2 separate regions of the Mus musculus genome follow, and region 2 is linked to region 1. The links are chromatin loops, found by intact Hi-C in ENCODE. Cell type or tissue: left cerebral cortex. All regions are shown on one strand. Each heading gives the region's core, and the rest is flanking DNA. Links, peaks and the distances in the headings are about the cores only. Region 1 has its middle 290 kb from the start of Gm35244. Region 2 has its middle 140 kb from the start of Gm35244.

Region 1 (11,677 bases), core at 1,120-9,119:
GAAAAGGGGTGGGGCAGTGGTGGGTGGAGACTCTGTAAGAGCCAGAGGAGCAGGGAGCTTGTTGGGAGATTATGTTACTGAGGAGTGTAAGAGAAACATCTCTCTATATACCCTCAGTCATCGATAGGCCAGTGGAAAGCTGCAGGCCCAAGATTTTAAAATTCCCTTTTTAGCAAGAGTTATGTTTAACTGTTTGGCATAACTATTGTGTCTGTGGTATGCTATAAGAAAAGCAGAGTATTGATTAAAATAATGATCACTCCTTAATGTACTTCTTTAAGGAAATGCTCTTTCTAGTTTCAGAATGTGACTTTGAGCGAGTCATTCATTTCTGTCCTCACCAGTGACTTGGCTATGACGGAAGCCATCATCCATTGGCTCTTCCTCCTGCTGAGAGATGTTTACTGTGTCTGTTCCTTGGCTCTAACTTGGATCTCACAGCCCCATTAGTTCACAATTCTCTGTAGTCTTAAGTGTGGCTACAATCAGGGGCCTATTGAACTTCAAATTAATTTTTTTATCTCCTCAAATTGGTCTGTTATGTGCAGGTTCTCTAGAGGACTCTGAGTCCCAAAAAGTAGATTAGTTGTCTCTGGAAATGGCTCAAACCTTGGTTAATATGACTCAAGTGATCTTGGGCATTGCTCCCCCCCCCCACTTTTCGTATAATAGCCATAGGTACTTATACAGTCACATAGTTAACGATATGTATCTAATATTTGCTTCCTTGAGGCAACATAGCAGCAGACAAAATAGCAACAGCTTTACTTGTGGGGCATTGGGCTATGCACAGACAGGTTGGTCTTCAGTCAAGCTGAGATGCTGAACCCCGGGACCCAGTGGTCATAATTTACCTACATGGGAAAGAAGGAGTTCTCTTATGCTCCTGGAACTCTGGCTCCTGCCTAAGTTACTGCCCTCCACAGCCCCCACAAGAGAAGCATGGCTAGCAGTAGGCAATGTACTAAGCTTATGACCTTCAGGTTAGACTTCTCCCCAGTTACTTAGCAACAGAAAAGATAGCAGCTCACTTTAAAAGGGCCTATTTGGCCCCTCCTTATTCTCTCATTCCTTTGTTCTCTTACCTCTCACTTCTCTCACTCCTTTGTTCTCTTGCTCTTACTCTCCTCCCTTCTCTTCTCCTCTCCTCTCCTCTCCTCTCCTCTCCTCCCCTCCCCTCCCCTCCCCTCCCCACTCCCCTCCCCTCCCCTCCCCTCTCCTCTCTTCTCCTCTCCTCTCCTCTCTTGTGACTCTCTCCCTCTAACTCTCTTTTTCTCTCTAGCCTTTCTCCTCTCTCTCTCTCTCTCTCTCTCTCTCTCTCTCTCTCTCTCTCTCTCTCTCTCCCTCCTCTCTTTTCTCCTGCCTTTTTATGATAAAGCTCTAAAACCATAGACAGACGCTGCTCATCAAGGCTGCACTCACTCTCATATGTGTAGGAACCTCTCTTTCCTCTTCCCTCTCTGCCATATCTCTGGAGCTACAGGGTGTGGCCCCTGGCCCCCAGATTGGGCTGACCCTTGTTCACCCCCCTCCCTCCAGTGGGTCAGAGGCTTGGATGCAGACCCAGGGCTGAGTGGAAAGCGTCTGGCAGTCTTCCTGCTTTCGCCTGTCTAGAGCATAGGTAGAACTCTGGCAGGATGTGGGTCCTCCCTCCCCGTCTTTCCCCAGGACCCCTTTTAGTTCCCACATTTACTGATATTCTTCTCTCCAGTATCCATACACACATTCTGTTTACCTACTTCAAAGTAGAATGTGAATGCCCTTCATGCATTTCCTTTTCCACACATGTATCAGAAATCTCATCCTCTGTAGTGTTGGGTTCCTTTGGCTTTAGGGAACCCAGTTATCAGCCTGCTTTCCTTGCTACGACTAATTTAAGCTCTCACCCATTACAACAGGAAGAGCCTGCTGAGAAGATTTTCCATTACTGAGAACTGTTCCTTCTTTTTACTGAAGATTGTTTGCACTGTGTGTGCTGCAGGTGTGTTTGGCTTGCACCAACACCTTAGGGGCAATACCTTAGCACCAATCTGGTCCACTCAAAAAGCAGAGTGGTGGCCTGGCTAGACTCAACCTTCTGGTGACAGATCCAATAGCTGATTGAACCAGTCTTCCAGTCATTGGAATTCTGGTCTCTAATGTAAGTTCCCCTTACTTGTCCTTTGAACTCCACTGAATAGTATTTCCAACCCTTGATGGGAAAGTCTTGCTGAGTATATTCCTGCCCTGTGTCATCCTGAATGATCACATGGCATTTTCAAGCTCTATTTAGTCTTGTTTTCTGGCCAAGTATATTAGGGAGACTCAATTGTACAGTAAAACAAGCATATATTGAACCTATTATTTTGAGCATTGTGCTTCATATGCAGAGGTCCCATTGACGTTGAGATCTTCTCAGCAAAGGAAGGTGATTTTATCACCTAATCCTTATGTTGAATGTATTTGGTATCAAGAACAAACAGATAGGGGCTGGAGAGGTGGCTCAGCGGTTAAGAGAGATGACTGCTCTTCCAGAGGACCTGAGTTCAATTCCCAGCAACCACATGGTGGTTCACAACCATCTGCAATGGGATCTGATGCCCCTTCAGGTGTGTCTGAAGACAGCTACAGTATACTCATAAATGAAAATAAATAAATAAATTTAAAAAAAGAACAAAGAGCTATATATGACATGATTTTGTCTTTGAGAAGAATGTTGATAGAAAAAGTCTTTGCAACTTCATTTAGCTGGTAATAAGGCATAAGAAAGAATTATTTTTTAACTTTTAATTATTTTAGAAAGATTTCCTGATCAGGGTGACAGAGTATGATATAATGGTCATTGGAGAGTAGGTTGGAAAGTGTAGCTGATCAACTTTGAAGGGATTGAAAACTAGGCAGATTACACAGCACCTAATGGAAGTTAAGCTAGGAAAGCACTGAGGTTTCCCCTATTTACTTGCTAAGGATAGCACCTTATTTCCTTGCTAAGGATAGCACCTTAGAAAGCAGGCAAACCAGGAAGGAGAAGAAGACTAAGTTAAGTGTTCATGCTTTGATTTGGCAGCTATTGCTGTACAGACTGTGGAGAAGGTAAGAGAGCTCAAGTAAAATTATAGTGAATTCCTACCTGTTCCAGTATTAAAAAGCAGAAAGTCAATTAAAAACACAGTGTGTATTTTATAGATTTTTTTGTTGTTGTTGTGGTTGGTGTTATTGTTCTATGTGTGCATACATGTAGGTCAGTGCTCATGGAGGTCGGATCAAACTTTTGCAAGTAAGCTCTCCATTTCTACAGTGGGTTCTGGCAAGTGATTTGACCCACTTGGATACCTTGCCAGCCCAATTGTGCACCTCATTAAAAAGACTGATGAAGCTCACAGGAATTTCTGAAGGGCTCTGGGTATTTAGTGACTTCTGGGTCACAGGGAGGGGCCAATTTCTGTTCAACCCTATAGTAGTGTTGGTTGCTTTTTGAAAGATAGGCTTATAATATAAACATTTCAACACAGAATTTGTCCCCATTGTCTGCTAAGTAAATCATGAAAGTAGTAGGAAGCCTAGTCTTTGTCCTGTGTGTATATGTGAACGAGTTCAATTCCCAGCAACCACATGGTGGTTCACATGGTGGTATATTCAGAAGCTGAACAATTTCTAGCCCTTCCAATTAGGAGAAAATTTTCATATTTTATAGGGAAGTATTTTTTTTGAGTGTGTGGGAGTGTCTATTTAATTTATCTGACTGCAAATACTATTTCCTTTTACAACAGAAGAGAAACCCCAGCCACATGTTTGAGGTGACATTTTCTCAAACTTTAGAAAGTAGAATTGTTCAGGGAAAATGCCCAGCAAAAGGCTATCTGTGTCAGATAACAACAGAGCAGTTTAAAAGAACAAGCCGCAATAAATGATAGACTGAAAAGGGGAAAAAAAGGAACAAGAAAGAGAAAATGACATGCTACAGAACAGAGGAGCCTGAGACCAAGGCTGGGAACCTCGTTATGAGTGCAGGTGCAACACCTCCAGTGAGTGCAAGGTCAAAGCCTGAATTGTCCCTTGGGACCCCAATTTCAGGAAACAAATCGTATGTGGCCTAGGTGTTGTCATGAAAGGTTGTTTCTTGCTCTCATATTATTATTATTTTTTGTTTCTATTCTTTGATTGTCAAGAGTGTACCAAACAAGAACAAACCAAGCAAAAGTTCAGACAATATTTTTAGGTATAAGTCTGAATCAAGCACTTTCAAGAGTTTAATAAAAAAGTGAAGACTTGTAAAAGCGACAGACTCCTTCTCCATGAAATATACTTGCTAGTGTAAGCAGTTTTAAAGAGGAGACATTAAGTGAGACCAGGCATGTCCTTTCTCTTTCTCCCTTTTGTCTTTTATGGGTAAATATTTAGGTCATTTGCAAAGATGAGCTCTTCAAATTCCTAAGATCTGCTCTGAAGCTAGAAACTGCAGCTATGAACCCCACATATAGCCTTAGCACATTAACACTTAAAACTTTAGATTATCTTTCAGACAATATAATGTCAACTCCTTAAAATGGATGTACCAATGTCAAAACCTTCAAATTTATGCCCCAAATTTGTCTATGTCAAGCTAATACTTAAAAAACAAAAAGCAAGCAAACAAACAAACAAACAAAAAACAAACACAAAAATCCCGCAATGCTGGACTAGTTTGTACCTGCAGGGTAACTGGTCACAGACTCATTGGACTGTATTTTGTCCAAGCTGTGACCTGGAGGCTCTGCCTTCTTCCTTCTGTAGCTCTGTACTCTGAGGTCCTCAGAGACAAAGGAGAATGGAAGACTCTGGGTGGGCCCACTCCAGGCCAGACCTCCCAGGAGCTCATGCTCTTTTCCCATCTCATTAACCAGAACTCAGCCCCATGCTTCAGTCTAAGTACCAGGAAAACTAAAATGGAACCAGGCTATGCCAAGCAGAAAGAAACAGTTTAGAGGACAAATCATTAGTATGCTGCTGGGAACTTAGCTGAGAAGTCACAGAACAAAAGTTTGCATACCTTCTATGGGAGGTCATCATTCGCCTTAACATTTATTTCTCCCTACGCTCTTAAAGAGCAGACGTTCTTTCCCCAGTTCCATATAATTTGATGTCTCCAACTGTGGAAGGAATATACTTCCTCTTTTCCTAGAAACTGAACGTGTCTTTCATATTTGGTTTGGACAGTGAGATGCAAATTTGACCTCTTCTGGCAGACGCTTAAAGAGCTATTGAAGTTTTTGCCCCTGTTCCTTTTTCTGTGCTATGAGAACAACTTGTCCCAAACAGTCTGGTCCTTCAACCTGTATTTTTTGAATAAGACCTACAGATCAGAGCCAAGTAGGGTTGAGTAAATGGGATTAGACTTGCAGCAACAAGAGCCAGACAACTTTCATCATGTAACAAGAGGAGCTATTCTTGCATCTACAAACTGATTAACTTGTTTATTATAGGAACAATTTAAGATTATAGTTGGGTAAGATCTGTTGAGTCAGAGATATATAGAATCTTTACTTCTTGGAATAGACTCATTACTGACAGTTAGTACAATTTGAGGTATCCACACCCTTCCCTCCACAGTGTCAGCCCATAGTAATTCTACTCCTGTGCTAGCAAAGAATATCGAAGGGTCTGGCAGACAGGAATGATTAAAGTCAGTTTTCCATACCAGTATTTACTGAAAATGGTGTAGAGTGTTGAGAAGTTGGTATTTGATACCAAAGTTTTAAGCAAATAGAACCCTGAATAGTTATTTTTAAAATGATTGCATTGGCTATGGCATTTGTTTACTTTGTATGTGTATGGGTGTACAAATGCCAGGATGCAAATGTGGAGGTCAGAGGACTACTTGTAGAAGCTGGTTTTCTTTCTACCATGTGCATCCTCGGGATTGAACTCCTGGCATCTGGTTTGATGACAAGGACCTTTACCTGGTGAGTAATCTTTTGGACCCAAGATCATTATGTATTAATAGAGGACAAAGAATAGAGCTGGTCTTAGAACCAGTGAACAGGTATGAGTATTGAGGACTGCTGCATAAGAATGACCTATATACAGTTGTTTAGGTCAACAAGTTAAAAATGCTATGTAGAACCCCAAAAGAGTTTTGTCCAAAGTTTCCCTAGTCAACATTGTTGACAGACTTCTGAAAGATGACTGGTCTGCTTTAAATGTATGGAGGTATAACAAATTCACTGGCTATGGTTTAAGTAAGTGGAATCATTTTTGAAGTTATGCATGTGATTTATCAATATTATTAGGTTTCTCGTTAATTGACGTTTTTCTCTGGAAGGGTTAATGATCTAAATGCAGCCTTCAGGTGGACTGAAATCTCTAGATGGTAGGTTGGCTTAACTGATGCTGTATGCTTCTGATGAGAAGAATCAACATACCTCTTTGTGTGGAATCCGCAGGTGGAATCTTCTAAAGGCTTTATTTCCATTCTATCAAATCTCCAAGTACATTTCCACTTGCATGCCACAGTTACAGTTTCTATTTCCAAGGAGAGACTTCAGTTTTTCTAGTTAAAAGACCAACAAGCAGCAATGAATGTCTCTGAGTGCTCAGTTTACTTTATGCTGTCCAGGATCCATCATTGTCTAGGGAACAGTTGTGGGCATATCTACTTGAATTAAAACACAAGATAGTGTCTGCTAGGCATGGCCAGAGGCCCAGCTCCAGTGTGATTCTAGGTTATGTCAAGTTGACAATCAAAACTTTTCATTGCATTAGATCCTGAAGTAAGAAATAGGATTTGTACAGTGCTTGCAAAGAACAGAGAATTTCATTGTAAGAGACTTAAATTATGAATCAAAGTCGCCCTTTGCATTACTATAGCTATTGCTGTCAGCTCAACGGCTCAGTGATTGTCTCATCTCTTTCTGCTTTAATTATGGGCAGGCATTTCTGTTGCTTATAATGTAACTCCAGTCAAAATAAGGAGATGTTCTGTTTAGAGAAAGCATCGCTTGTACATTACCACACTCTCTAAACTACATTCCTGAACTTGAATTACTTTACCCTTCACCTGTCCATATTTATGTAATAAAAAACAAAAAACAAACAAACAAACAAGCAAACAAAAAACCCAACTGCTGTAGTACAATCTACTTTACTACTTTACTTGGCTCTGGGTTAATTGTTTGAAAGAGAGATTATCATCTCAGATTCTGTTTAGTTTTTCCCTATTATAAACCTCTGAACTAACAGGTACACGTTTCCATGAATAAAATATGTGGGCCTGATTAGATGCTGTCCAGCAGTTCTACCCTCAAATTCAGAGCTGTGCATGTTACCATGACCCACATTCCTACCACTAACCTGAATTTCAACATCATCTGAGATTTAGGGGGACATTTAGGATGCTCTAGTGGTTGGGTGAGTGGCCTCCTCTTTCTAATTCATGATGTTTTGGCCCACAGGCCTATGACAGCCAATTTCTCTCTGTTTAGTTTGCGACCTTTCTGGTACCAAAGCAGCTTACTTTAAGAAACCACAGTGGGAAACTTCCAGGGCATCTGCCACTCTAATTTATACATTAGAGGATAAGGCTGCCTAGAAAGGCTGTGAAAATGACCAAATTTATTCCCATTTGTTCAATCTTAATGTTACTTTTAGGAGAGTAAGTTTGCTGCTGGAGTTTGTATGTGCTGGCCTTAAAAACAGCAACTTGAAATAGCACTTCAGGATAGTCTGTAATACCCTCAAAGCCTTTTTACCTAGAAAACTAAGTCAAAAAGGCTGCAAAGAAACTGTGCTTCTTCATCATTGTACTCTGCCATAGTTTTTCTTAAATGGATGCCCCACCACTACCTTTTTAAAAACAACAACAACAAAAAACAAAACAAAACAAAAAGCCCCCACCATATCAGCCTGGAGAGGTGGCTCAGTGGTTAAGAGCACTGGCTGCTCTTCCAGAGGTCAAGGTTCTGATTCAATTCCCAGCAACCATGTGGTGGCTCACAGCCATTTGTTATGGGCTCTGATGCCCTCTTCTGTCATGCGCATAGAGTCGTCATGTACATAAAATACATAAACAAATAAATCTTAAAAAAAGAGACTGTGCTGAAGAATTGGCCTTCCCTACACATATGCAGCCATTAAAGAGAGAGATGGGAAGCCATTCCACTGACTTTCGATCTTTTCCTAATCCATCTGATGCTGTTTAAACTGACAGCCACCTTTTCCCTGAAAACAACTGAGTATTTCTCAGTCTCTTTTGTTTATTTTGATCTTTATTTTCCAAGCCCATAAAACTGGAGTAAGTTAGTTAGTTCTTGTAGAAAGTAAGATTAATATCTTCAGGCCAATTATCTCTTAATAAATATAATCAAGAAAGTATTTAACAAGGATTATATTTAGCTACCTTCCTAAGTACATTAGTGGATCTGTAAGAGTTAATTCTTTGGAAAAAAGAGAGGGAAGAAAATACATTTTTTGAAGATCCTGCTACAAATTCCTTGACAGGAGTTTTCACAAGAACATTAATGTGTTACTTGTACAACAATACTATAAAATATGTGGAATTATTTCTATTTATAGCCAAGGAAATAGAATTTCAGATGAGACTGTGAAACTCACTAGCAATATATTTTAAAAAATGTAAGTATGCATATTAGATTGCACAGTTCATCTTTCTTCCTAATATGCTCTAATAATCTAGAATTTTACTTTCTGAAGTTCTTGTCAATCATTACAACAACATTTATTGAATATTTATACTGTAGTAGGCTTTATGTTAAGTATTTGGCATAGTTGTTTTATTTTATTTTCATAACAAACAAAATTTGTTTTTGAGATGAAAAAATAGAATCCCAGTAAGGGCCCAGTCTGTATCTTTTATTTAACTCATTAAAAAATAAGAAGTGAACTGATCATGCCTTTGTCTTGAAGAAAATATTAATTTCATGGGCTTCCTCTATACAAGGCCTCGCATAGCTGGAATGTACACCTCCCCAAACTACCTTAAAGCTCACACTACTACTGGATCTACTAAATAACCTTATATATACCTGAATCCCTTTTCATCAGACTCTCTAATGTATCTCTCTCATGTCACTTCTATTCTGTCCTCAGTTGCTATAATATTATTATTGAAATATTCCAGATCCAACACAGTATGCAGGACATCTGCATGCCTTTTTTTAGAATTTCCTGCATGAGAAATCCTTTATTGTGAAGTTCTTGATGACTATAAAATCTATGAAGACAGCTACTAGTGTTCTCATGCTTGCTTTAGTGCCAAGCATTTTACTTGACATTTAGTGACAGTATGCTATTCAATTCATTGAATGAATGAATGACTAGGGTAAATGACTTGACTGAAAATGATCTTTGTGTCTATAAGGCTTTTTCAAAAAGACCCAGTGCTAGAGAAGATGTCCACATAGCAGGATGATGTATAAAACATTTACATACTTATTATCTTTTTCCTAAATTTAGTGATTTTATTCATGTAAATCACAAAAATTAAGACCACCAGTGTCTTAGTTGGGCAGAGTGGAAGATTCCTTAGAGAAAGTGCATTTTATGGTATTGTAATTGCTTTTCCTTTTTTGGCCCAAAATTGTGCACCATGAAGGAAAGATGGGCAAGTAGATAGATTGATAAAGTAGTTGGGAGAAGACCTCAAATAGAGTTTGGTACTAAAATGAAAGGGAACTTTTGGATCTTAATCTCTGAATTATTAGCAAAGATCATGGATGTCTTTAGATAGTAAGGATTGAGAAAAAAGAGAGGATTGTCTGCACTTTCATCAGTTGCCTGGGAAAGTAAAATCTGCCAGAAGAAGATGTGGGCTATTGAAGGTAGAAAGAGGAGGGTAGAGATGATTGCTTGTGGTGATTTGACAGATGAGGCCTGGGAAGGGAGTTCCCTTGTGTGGGCAAACAGACCTTTCCCCTACATGTCTCAGGGATGCTTGGGTGTAATGCTGAGAAAAGTCTTGAAGACACATCACAGACATGATACAAGAAAGCAAGCACAGATGGAATCTTCTGATGTGCAAGCTGAAGTTCAGGTGATAGAATTCTAGCTTGTGTGTGTGTGTGTGTGTGTGTGTGTGTGTGTGTGTGTGTGTTTAGATTAACATAGTTTGATGCGATGTTCTATGATGGGAAGAGAGTCTTGGAATTTCAGCCATGGCACCTCTAACTCTGCACCCACCCCCACCTGATTGCTGAATACCAAGAAGCAGAGTGCTTCATTTGCCTCAATTATACCAGGAAAAGAAAATTGAAGATATTCTAAAATGCAGGTACCTGCAATCAAGGTAGCAACATGGCCAGGATCATCTGGAATTGACTGGGTAAACTTTTATTCTCTCAGAGAAAATGAAGAAATGATTAAGAAATTAAGATCAATCATAAAAAAGAAGAAAAAAAAAGAGTGTTGCATCATTGGATTTGTGGTATGTGTGAGATTGTACCTCCGATTGTCATTTTGCACGTTTCTTCTTCACATGTATTTTATGAAGATGAGAAGCCTTTTTTTTTTTTTTTTGGTTGTGTGAAATCAATAGCTAAAACATACTCCGTCGTCTTGAAAATCCTGAGGGAAATCCTACTTTACATTTTGTTCACAGAATCAGTAAGTCCTGGGGTAGGAATTGCTTTCCTCCATTTTGCCAATAAGACAATAAGAACTGCATAATTCAGTGGATGCACATAATTCAGGCTCCAGGAGTAAATTGCCCACCGAAATGAAGAAATACCACTTTTTATTATTTTTCTATATAACTTTGTATTATTGCATTGAAGATAAACTGCCTCAAATTCTAATTTACCAAACCAGAAATACTCTAATAAAAGCTAGATCTGTCAGATGGCCAGATTTAGTCCTTTCATTACTTTGAGTCGCTGGTAAATACAGAAATTTCCTCATAGAGCGGAGTTTTCACTTCACATTCTGTTATAAACAGTAACTGACCTCTAGATTCAATTTTGCCATTTGGAGTGTTTTACTTCTTAAATGTTTCCTCAAAACATGAATGACCTTTTGTGAACAAAGTCTGAAGTTCTGATGTTTTGTTGAATGTTCTTTAAAAGCATTACTGCCTCAAGCAGTAAGATGCTGTTGTAGGTTGTTTGGCAAAGTAGCTACACTGTTTTTCCTGTCAGATCATAACACTTGATTACCTACTTTCTATAATGAACACATAATCTTACAGGAAAATAATTCTGCCCCAGTTTTCTTTCTTCCTTATCAAGAATCAGTTTCCCTCTGCCTTTGAGAGTTGTTTGGGATAGTTCCTTGTTCTGTCCTATATTTTAAAAGAGGACGGGGCATTAGTGTAAGGTAGCTTTGATGAGCATTGCAGCTTTTGCTCTGTGTTTTTATTTCGTGTAAATCAAGTAGGTCCTCTTATGCAGCCAGCAATGAGGGCAATGCATTGCAATACATCAAAATGCATAATAGGAGTTCAAAAGGCAGTGGCTGTTCTTTAACTACAGTTAGGGTAGAGCCTCATGTAGTCTTTTGCTTTCAGAGTCTTTGCCTATCATGCACACAGGACCATTTCCACATACTATTGTGCAGATGCATGGCCTAATTGGGAGTATTGGCTCTTAAAAGATTGACCCAGAGTTTCCTTCCATGTATATGACTTCAGAGACTAACTGAATAAATTAGGAATTACTCATGCTAGTATGTTTTTGCCCAGTTTTGACCCTGCTGGATGAAATTCATAACT
Region 2 (11,677 bases), core at 1,985-9,984, 150 kb before region 1:
CATACATGTGTACGTGTGTACTTTGTGTAACTGGCAGTGTTAGAGGTGTATTTACACCAACCTCAAAACAAAAACCCTAGTCATCTGTTGTATATCACTTGTCTGGAGGAATTTTCCAGCCCCATTTTAATTCTACCATGATGTATATGGTTAAACATAGACCAAAATGTTGCTATGTGGTTTTGATTGTGCCTCTCAACGTCTTTATCTGAAAATGGGGTTCAAACATGGAGGTTTTGAGGAGAAGCAATCCTTTAATCTATTGGAATGTACTGATTCGAGCTGACTTGACATAAAGAGCAGATGGACATGGTGTTCCTAGTCTGAGAATTGATATAAAGTATCTACAAGTCATCGAGACTTGGCCTCACATTGGCCAGTATAGACTTGGTGGCATAGGATATTATTTTCCTCTTGGTTACCTCTAGTTATATAGTATGCTTTATCTAATAGGACAGTTTGACCAAATGTGTCATTGATTGAGGAAGGACATCTGCTGTAGAAAGTAAAAAGCTCAGAAACCCCAGATCTAACTTCAGGGAAGAACTTACAGTGTAGGGGTTGGGGAAGGCTGACTGTAGCCTTCAAGAACCATGGACTAAGAAACTAATTTTCCAATTTGGGGCAGAGAGAACACAATGTCCATCTGAGGATTTCCTTGATTTTGGTGTCTCTGGATAGGGTCTCGCCATCTCCTTAGTCCTTTTAAGGAAGCCTTAGAGAAGTTCAAGAACTAGAGTTCTTCACAAGCATTTGAACTTCCACCAAGAGAGATACAAATTTAACTTGCATGTTGCCAAGTGTGAATTGGAGATAGATCAGAGATCATGTCTGGCTGACGTAAAAATGGAAGGAGCAAGAATTATTGGACCTAGAAAGACATGTACAGGAACAAGGAGGAAGAAATAAGGGGAACACTAGCCACAGAGAGATAAATCATCAAATAAAAATAAGTCCAAACTCCTTAAAAAGGAACGACCACCCAGAGATTGCCCCACTTGGGGATCCATCCCCTAAACAACCACCAAGCCCAGACACTATGGCAGATGCCCACAAGAGCCTGCTGACAGGAGCCTGATATAGCTGTCTCCTGAGGGGCTCTGCCAGTGCCTGGCAAATACAGAAGTGGATGCTCACAATCATCCATTGGATAGAGCACATGATCCCCAGTGAAGGAGCTAGATAAAGTACCCAAGGAGCTGAAGGGCTCTGAAGCCCCATAGGAGGAACATCAATATAAACTAACCAGTAACCCTAGAGCTCCTTGGAACTAAACCACCAATCAAAGAAAACACATGGTGGGACTTGTGACTCTAGCTGTATACATAGCAGGGGATGGCCTAGTCTGTCATCAATTGGAGGAGAGGCCCTAGGTCCTGTGACGGTTCTATGCTCTAGTATAGGGGAATTCCAAGACTGGGAATGGGAGTGGGTGTGTTGGGGAGCAGGGGGAGAGGGGAGGGGATAGGGGATCTTCAGAGGGGGAAATAAGGAAAGGGGATAACATTTGAAATGTAAATAAAGAAAATATCTAATTAAAAAAGAACAGAGGGCTTTGTAAAAGAGATGTCACTTAATATAAAGTATAAAGATAACTTTCAGTACATTATATTTGGGAAGGAGTGCTAGGTGATGAACCCAGAGCCTTGTGAATGCTAGGCAGGTAATGGACCTCGGAGACATACTCCAGTTCTGAATGCACATCCCAAAACTTAAGTTGACAGTGTAAAACTGAAGGAAAACAATGCTTCTTTTGATTTGTCAGTTTCACTTAAGAAATGACTCATATCACAAAAATTATCTGCTGGAATTTGTTTGCGTTTATTAAATAAAACAAAATAAGGAAAGCAGGTTTGAAGATTGGAAAGTGATCACACAGACAATAATGAACAAGTAAATTTGAGCAACTTTAACTTTCTCTTTTATTTTTTTATCCATCGGATTCTTATAGCTAGAGCTAAAGCTGACTATTTAGAAAGTCAAGGTTTTAAAACTCCTGGCATTCAGTGAACTAGGAAAGAAAAAGAATAAGCCTGCCATAAAAACTTAGATTATGTAACTTATTCTACATTTCTTGAGGTTGGCAGCAAATACATTTCTCCTTTGAGATAATTTTCAGGAAAAACTGCCAAGTAGTTATAGATGTACTGAAAAATTATAAGTAAAGTTGCTTATAAAGCTTGAACATTGAACATTCCTAGTTTTATAAGAGACCTTTCACGCACACTGGATGTCTTTTCTTAAGAGCATAAGCCAGTGCACACAAGCCAGATCACACAAGCAGGTGCACACAAGCCAGTGCACAAAAACTCCACTTTATTTATCATTGGGTTCTTCAAGGTCTTGTGTGGAAACTTTCATGACTACTGGAATATGCTAGTTCATTTGAAAAAAACTGGCTTATTAACAAGGTAGACATTTTTTTCAAATCCACTTATTAAATTTTCTCAATCCTTTAAGTATTCAACCAACAAACCCAATGCAAGGATTTGTCCTGATTTCTGTCAAGAGGTGGCATTCACAGGTTTGGGTTTTGAAGGCCAATAGGGAGTGCCATAGATCTAGATGGATTTTTGAAGATCTAGATGCAGTGAAACTCCATGACTGCAAATCTCTTAATCTGTAAAATTGAAAGAATAGTATTATTTATTTTCCAGGAACATTTACTTTGCAGACAAAATTCCAGAGTTTAAATTTCACTGAGTCATGTTGTTTCTTCATGTCAAAAGCTTCCATTAACAAAACTTTATTAACACCTACTTTGGTCAGACAAAAGATGTAACATATATTAAAGTATTTTCCAAATCCTAGAACATAGTGAGGGGTCTTATTAAACCAGGACCACAGACTCAATTTCAGTTTCCAGAGAAACCTGGGCTGAGCAATGTGCTCAGGGTTTCTTTTTTTGTGTGTGTGTGTGTGTGAGTAGTAGACTCAATGAATATAATCTACTGGGCAGGAGCTGCTTGCTAGTACTAAATAGGAATGTATTGTTCAAACACTTGGTTAAATATCCAGGACAAAGTTACAATAATTCCTGTAGAACTTTTTATGCTATGTAAATGAAAAATACCAATAAGGATTCCTTGAAATAGTCCCCAAATGTGAAAACATTAGGAAAGCAATTTTAAAATTGAAAAGTTTCCTCTTCTGTATTATAACACATACCTATCTTATACTTTTCTTGAGTATATATGTTACCTCCTCTGTTATCAGCAGACTCTTGTTTTAAAACTGGGGCGTTACTTCATTTATTCTGAGTTTGAAAGGTTTCAACCTCTAGGGGTTCCCCCTGGAAACTCTGGTCAAAGCTGCTGTTTTTCTCTGAGAGAGGTTTGATCTTAAACAAGTACCAGGTCACAGAGGGTTTGTCAAGAAGTTCAAGTCATCACTGCGTGGGAGCGAACAGTCACAGCACAGAGAAGTACTCCCTGTGCTCTGTCCAGTGTAGCAGGTACTTGAATCAAGCCTCCTGTGGTGGTTCAATGGGAAAGAAGCTGCAAGTTGTTGATGAGGACAGAAGCTTGATCGGGGTGAGATGGGTGACCTTGACAAAAATAGTTAATATTGTCCATTGAGGAGAGCCAAGAAGTGCAGGTGTGGAGTCATGGGAAGTTAGAACTCAGAGTACAATGAGTAGTTGTCAACCTGTGGTAGGTATACATCCAGAAGCCATCGGGGACTTCTGGCTAGTTATGTTTCCAGTCTTAACTCCTATAACTCTTGCTCCTAGAGGAGAAAAATGGGTGGGGAAGTAAATTCACAACCCCGCTTTCTTGTTCAGAGCAACTTGGACTGGCTGCCTCTTTACCTTCCTTTTAGACTTATTATTGTTTGCCTTGTTAGCACAATCCACTGACGACATTTTTTTTTCCTTTAGTAACTGAAAGCTAAGCATCTAGTAAGGAAGAAGTCTGAGGCACTAGTCATTTATGCAGGACTATTCTAAGGTCCAAAGAATACAGTCAGTGAGGGGACTGTGGGACTGAAAGTTAAACTCGATTTTGTCAAGATCCATGAAGGCAAACTAGGTAAATTTTGTGAGAACACAGCCCAGGTGGAGTTTCAGAAAGTTCTTTTAGTGCAGCAGTTCCCAACTCTTTGGGGGTCAGATGACCCTTTCACACATCACCTAAGACCGCTGGAAAATATAGATATTTACCTTACAATTCATCATAGTAGTAAAGTTATAGTTATGATGGAGCAACACAAATAATTTTATGGTTGGGGGTCACTACAGCATGAGGGACTAAAGGGTCACAGTATTAGCAAGGTTGAGAACCACTGCTTCTGTGTATCTGGAGAAGGACGGTTATGTACAAGGAAGGACTGAGAAAAATCACAGCGATTGGAAAATACAGCATGTTCTGTGAGCTTAAAAATCACACCTCGAACAAAATAATGTATGCACAGGCATGGCCGTTGGATCCCATTTGAAAACGTTGTCTATCAGGTTAGAGAGAAAGCAGCAAGCAAATGGATGCATGGGGATAGCTATAAAGCTAGAGAGAACTCAACCAAAAATGGAGTGAAATAGGCCGGGCGTTGAAGAAGGTTAAAAAGCTCAAATAAAGCATTTCCTTTTCTTTTTCTTTTTCTTTTTTTAGTTTGTAAGTGAATTTGAACATAATGATTGTTTACTCCAAGTTTTGAAGAACTAGAGTGAGTGTTTCAGCTTCCTGCAATTACTTAACCATGTTTGCCGGCAGTCTACTTGCCAATAAGCTGTTAATTATGGTTTTTGTTGGCAAGAGCGGTTGTTAAAATAGTTAATGAGTAGTGTGTTAAAGTATACACGGAACTCATTGGCCTTTGCTTTCAGATTCAACCGTCAGACAAGTCAGTAACTATTTCATATGACTAATTTCTTAGAAATTGCTACTTGTTATAGTCTCTGCATGCTTACCCCCTTGATCTATAGTGAGTAAATAATAAATAGAACAAGTTGTTGCATAGTAGACATGACTCTTAGAGTAAGGAATGAGGTCCTGGAAGGAGCAATTATACTCGCTGGTTAGAAGCTGCAGAGCCTCCCCCAGGTCACTCCATTGCCAGTAGCTAATACTGTCATAGAAAAAGCAGAGCCTGTACAGTAAAGGCAGAAAGCAACTGTGAATGGCGGAGTGGCAGCATTGCTTGCTATCAGAGGAGAAAAACTTCTCCAAAATAAAATTTCAAGATGAGCTACTTTTTTTTTTCCCCCAAACAACTTAACTATGGTTTTTGCCATCCTGAGACTTCATCTTATTTTCAGACAATAGCACACAGGACAGGGTCTGTACAGTTGCTCAGGTCTATAGTGGTTTTATTTTGACGTAGTTTCCAGGGAGATGATTTGAATATTTGTTCTTTTAACATCTCTAGCTCTTCAATAATCGGGGTTTTTCAGGCACTCAGGGAGCCCCAAGGCCTTGCCAGCAGCTTGCAGAGTGTGTTCTGTATCCCTCAGCCTAATGGGAATCCCGTATGCTTTGCCCTCTTGATCATTCTTTGTCTTTCATTAAAACATTTTTATTTTTCTCCAAAACTTTTGGCTGGGATTTTATTGTTACTCTTGTTAGTCAGAATTATGGTGGTTGATTTTACTGTTAATGTGCTGAAATACAAATGCATACATGGATGTTTAGTTACTAACAAGATGGCTAATAAAATATTTTAAAAATAAAACGCCAAAGGAGGTTGCCAACTTCTGCTAGCTAATGAGGCAGTTGGGAGCCATGGCCAGTTTCTCTCAATGACCTGCTTTCCTACTTAGATTAGAAATCACAGAAGTTTTCTTATCCCTCTGTAAAGTCCTAGACAATTAACTTAAAAAATAAGACTAACAACCTGATGTGTAAAGTTGTCTAGATCGTCTGAATATTGGCATTTTGTTGGTATTCTGGAGCCTTGAGTAGCCAGCTTTTTCAAGACATTTGGGAAACTATGCCTCCCAGTGTTACCTGTGATCCAGCTATATAAACTCATGCTGAAGCAACTAGCGGGACGATCACTCTCCTTAGGGAGATGCACTCTAGACAGTGTGAATAATTGGTATTTTATTTACTGCTGAGAAATAAACTCAGGCTGGCACTTTTATGACTATTCAGGGACTTGATGCGTCATTTTCCATGATTGCAGTTGCCCGGCCGGGTTGCTACTTGGACAATCTGGCAGAGAGAGGAAATGTTATCGCATTGTAGATCCTCTTTTTAATTATCTGGGATTTAGAACTCCAATCCAAAAGATTAAAGTTGTTCAAAGAAATTTCAAAAATATCCACAATGAAAATGGGGCCTCCAAAAGCTCAATCCCCAGCTTTATTTTTAAAAGTTTTTTTTTTTTTTTTTTTTTAATAAAAAAAACCCAAATCAGGTCGTTTTTAACAGCAGTAGTGTTGAGACTCTTCAATCACATCCTTGGAAATCTGAGTTAGTGTTAATCTCTTCCCTTTGTTGTTCCCCTAAAGCTCTGGGACAGAAGTGTTAACCATTTTACTTTCCAGTTCTCCTTCGCACCAGATTTAGGCAAAGAGGAATTTGGGGCCAGGAAGGCACAGTCACACTTATCTCTGAGTGTTTTTCACATTTTGCTAATTTTTCCAGAGTTAAAAAAACAACCCCCAAAACCAACCAACCAACCAAACAAACAAACAAACAAAAAACACCGAATTTGTTGAAAAAAACAAACAAACAAACAAACCCAAAAACCAAACAAACCATGAAGTACAGTGGCTTTAAAGTATAACACTTTATTAACCATTTCAGTGTTTACATTTTGGAGTTTAGGGAAAGCCAAAAACTCAAATGAAAATGATATAATTTCAGCAGTCATAAATGTCTTACAGTACTTCTAAGTCATACGTTATGTTGTTGAAAAAGGGTGTCACTAGTAAAAATATTTTCAAATATTAATGCAGTAGAAAGAAATTCTGTTTTGTAGTCCTCTCCCCCTTATTAACAATAAAAGCTCATTTAAAAATTTAATTTAATTTGATTTATTTATTTATTTATTTTTAGTATCTGGCTTTTAAGCTCTCACACTTTGCCAGGTAATCAAAGTTATGAGAGAACTAATTAGTGCCACATAGATGACGTGGAGTCACACTTGAATTCTTTCCCGAATTTTATTTTTCAGTGTTGTGAGCATGGAGATGCCATGAAGCTTCAGGGAGTGGCAGCGTCCTCATTTTCTAAATGAGGGGCTCATATAAAGAAGTTCATAGTGGTCTTTTTATAGCTGCCTCTGCCTCTACCATGAGTAGGGACTGTGAAGTAGAAGGGGATATAGTCTTTCAAGTTGAGTGATACTTGCTTGTGGATTTGTGAACATTGGTCAAGAGTCTGCCAGTAGAACAAGAGTATGTGGTTATGAATTCTGATTATGTCACTACTACTCTTTGTGGGAATAACTTGATTTTGTTGATCTTTAACTTTCTTTCATAGAAAGGGTAGAGATTGAATCTTACTAGACTGGTAGAGGATAAGGTGAGTCAGCATGGACAAAGACTTTGAGTAAGGCCTGATATACAGCTGACCTCAGTGAATTTTTTACTGTTATTAAGTGTAAGCATTCAGAAATCATGCTAGGTATTAATATAGAAGACTGTGTTGGATTCATAAGACATGAAAGAAAATTGAGGCTAGAACTCTGGTCTACCACACATGCCTTTTTTATGGTCTGGAAACCAGGAAGTTACTGGCCAGTGTCACAATTGAGACTCATTGTCCATGCAGAACATTGTGTTTGGAATATCTACCAGCAAGAGGGTAAAGCACTCTGACTTACGTATTGGCAGATTTTATGAATATGTTGCTGGGTGGGATTTTCTTTGCATCTGGGCCCTGGACCCTTTATTTATATAATATATTATATATTTACATGAATATATATAATCATATGAGATAAAATATAATTATATAATATTATACATATTTATAATATATAAAGATAAACACACTACTGTAAAAAAGCCAATGCTGTGTTTCCCATATTATACGTATGTTCTTCACACACACACATATATGTTCACAAATTCATATAAATGTATACATATATAATAATATGTTTACAAATTCATATACATGTATACACACACACACATATGAATAAATGCTGAGTACTATACACCTGGCTCTAGGTCTTAACATTTTCGGCTTCCTTTGCAGTGGCTCCTGCTTCAGGGCTGAGAGCCCTTGTGGTACACCCCTTCTTTGATCCTCACAACCCCACCATTTCACTGATATCATTATTTCTAGTTTAAGGAAGAAAACACACCCATAGCAGTTTAGTGACTATCCTGGATAGAAAAACTGAGGCCAACTTCTGCTTCTTGGTGGTCTGAACCTAGACTCATGGCTTGTGTCTTATCTCAGTATCCAGAGCTGTGATATTTGATCTTCTAAAGGACTTAAGGAAACACATTCCACTGAAGTTAGCTTCACTGGTTATATAAGATGGTTTGAAACAAATAAGCCAAGCTATTGAAGTCATAGGCCACTCAGTCCAGTGTCTATAAGCCAGTGCTAAATGGAAAGTTAGTTCTCAGGAAGAGAAAGGTACCCAATATCATGAGAGACATACATGGCATCTATGGTGCTTATGGTTAATTATATTATTTTGATCTTGTCCCAAACGAACAGTATGATTTTTGAGTATAAAACTGCTTGTTATATGAAAAATTAAAAGACTGAAAACATTATCAGCAGTGGATATTTTATCTCCCTCAACCAAGGTAAAGTAGATAGTATTGGAATTTTCTAACACTTTAACCTAATTCTGAAATATAGCAAGGGATAATTCTAATTAACACTGTCTGCTAGAAATAATTTCAGGTCAGTGGTTCACATAAACATTCATTGTTTGTTGAGCACATAAAATGTAGATTGATGCTGTTGTGCATGATATACAATAACAAGAAAAAAATCCCTCTAGTGTTCTGCTAATGATGGGTCCATTCTTGGGAAGGGTTGGTTGATCAATCAGTAATCAATACAAGAACAAGCCACGTATTTTGAATTTGAAAACATCCAAGAATGAAAATAAGTGGAGCATCAATGGAGAATGTAAGGGGTTATTGTTCCTAGGAAGGGGCACTTGAGCTGAGAGATGAGGTACTCGAGCCTGGTTATCTGAGCACCAGGGAAGCAGGGCAAAGTCGAGGCAAAAAGAAGCAGAAAGGCTACAGACAGGACTGACCTGGGTTTGCTGAAGACAGCAAAGAGTGTCATGATCTGGAGTTGTCAGTTAGGTAGACCTAGAGAACTTCATGAATGTGGGACTGTGAAAGGCAGCCTGTTTTGGTTGAGTGAGGCTTGCTCCGGAGACCCAGTAGAAAACTCTACAAGGGACGGAACAGTGAGCCATGCTCTCAGAGAAAGGTGCCTGACACCACAGAGCCCCCAACTCTATAATTCTGTGACTATCAGTCACACAGACAAAGCTCCAACCACCTGGCTTTCTAGCTAAACTCCACCCTCACAGTTACTTGACTATAGCCAGGTATGCTCCTCCCCACAACTACCCTGCAACTAGGAGATAGCCCAGTCTATGCAACAAGCGGGAGTGGGTGGGTTGGGGAGCAGGGCAGGGGGAGGGTATAGGGGACTTTGAGGATAGCATTTGAAATGTAAATGAAGAAAATATCTAATAAAAAAAAGGAGCTGCTTGGCTCTGCCTCACTCTCTTAAGCTCTTATCTCCCATTCTTATCTCTAACTTTCTTTCTCCCCCTCTCTCTTCCCCCTCACTCCACATGGCCATGGTCGACCTCTCTCTTTCAACTTTCTCTCTTTCTCTTTGCCTTTCTACAACAAAGCTGTAAAACCATAGACCTCTGCTCATCAAGGCTGGCCATATTTGAATGATGAAATAGGCCTTGCCCTAAAGAACCAAGTCTAACCTCCCTTGGAAAGGCCTTCCTGTGCTCCAACCACCACCGGACCAAGGACTCTTGCCTGTGTGGGAACCACCCAGTGCCCCCTCTCCCCCTGCCCTCTCCTCCTTTCAGCCCAGAGGCTGACTGAGCCACTCCCGGGATCCCCACTTTGTTCTCAGCTCTTCCCCAGTGTCCAGCTGTGTCTGGGATGCCTGAGACTGAGAACCTGTTATCTCTTGCCTCCATGAGGCCCAGAGACCTTGGACTGCCCCATGTCCACTCCCCGTGGGCTGGAGTCCAAGGCTTCCCACAGCCAGACACCCACCCTGGGCTGCATGGAGAATGAGCAGCAGTCCTCTGAATCAGCCTGCCCAGAACACGGAAACTCTGGCAGGATGTGGGTTCTTCCACCTTCTTTGTTCCCTTATGCCTGCTGCCTCACACACGTGAACACAGTGATTAGATTTATGTTCATGGGAAACTGAAGTAGATTGTTTCCTAAGAAAGAAAGATATAAGTAGATTCTGCTTTATATCAATCTCCTGCATGAAGACTAGGCCCTATGGATTCTCAAATCTTCTCTCCAGTGCTGCGCCTGGCCTTTTATGTGGATGCTGGATCTCCAAACTCAAATACAGACCTTCATGCTCACAAAGTAAACACTTTACTCATAGAGCCATAGTCTCATCTTCTCAGCACACACACACACACACACACACACACACACACACACATACAGAGAGAGAGAGATGTATGTATGTATGCATGTATGTATGTATTCATGTATCTATCACCTATCTATCATCTATCTAGATATACTGAACCTTTATGATCATTTACTAACAAATTGTATAACTAGCATTCCTTGCTGAACCTTCATAATACTGTGGAGAAGAGGCTTGAAGTATAAGCAAAAGATGAATCAAGAATGACTTCAAGATTTTAACCAGATAAACAGAGTAGACAGTGCTATTAACAGATGAGAAGATTAGAGAAAGAGCCATTTCTGGTACAGAAACCAGTAATTCTCCTTTGGACACTTTAAGTTGAAGATACAACATGTTTGAGTAGAGATAAAGGCTAGATGGCTGTTTGAGGCTGGAGTTTAGAGGGAAGATTGGTATTAAATGTTTAGATAGGCCTTGGCATCCAAATATAGAGATGCTCAGAAAAGTTTTGCATTAGAATGAAATTCCCCAGAGAGACTAAGAAGAAAGTGAGAAGGCCAAGAAGAGAATACTGGATATTGAAAGGGCCTCGCCCAGAAGTCAACAAAATGAGAAATCACTGACTTCAGCAGAAAAGCGAGAAACTCAAGAGCCAAATGAATGCTGAACTCTTAGAATAAGTCAACTGTGCCAGATGCTTTGGATGTCTAGGAAGAGAAGACAGATATGTGGTTCCCGGATTTGCAAAAAATGAAGGGCACTAATTTATTTTAAACAAATAGTTTTCAAATTCTGGCTAGAGCAGCAGCTTAATTGGAGCATAATATACAGAACGTGGGACTAGGTGTTTTCTTCTGTAGCATGGCTTCAATCAGCTTAGAACAACACAAGCAGGAAGTCCTCTGTAGGCAAAACTCAGGTAGCTCTTGTTCATATCTCCAAGATCTCATTGGGTAATTTGGTGTTTTCCCTACGTAGACTTGAGCATCTTGCATTAGACCTGGGTTTTCTAGGAGCAGAATTGCATCCTTATTCAAAAGGACAATAAAGCAGCCTCATACTCTTCTGATGTGTTTCCGCTGATTTGATTAATAGAAAGCCAGATTATTTTTAGCGTAATTGTATACCATATCTAGGGCAAGCTCAGGGGAGAT

The links. Peaks named below come from ENCODE experiments on the same cell type or tissue, not always from the same donor. Only the 100,000 strongest peaks of a DNase experiment are listed, where the experiment ranks them.
Region 2: a loop joins it to region 1, with 6 times the contacts of the local background. A loop is called at or near these places in 2 of 42 quality-filtered maps.

What each region holds. Positions count from the first base shown.
Region 1 is chr1:143,046,982-143,058,658 of GRCm38, reverse strand. No RefSeq gene overlaps it. Among named protein-coding and RNA genes, the nearest start is that of Gm35244, 290 kb to the left of the region's middle. In left cerebral cortex, for the core only: no CTCF peak of the experiment used is centred there; DNase peaks (open chromatin) are centred at 4,879 and 5,209; H3K27ac peaks cover 250 bases.
Region 2 is chr1:143,200,940-143,212,616 of GRCm38, reverse strand. No RefSeq gene overlaps it. Among named protein-coding and RNA genes, the nearest start is that of Gm35244, 140 kb to the left of the region's middle. In left cerebral cortex, for the core only: no CTCF peak of the experiment used is centred there; DNase peaks (open chromatin) are centred at 2,141 and 5,423; H3K27ac peaks cover 653 bases.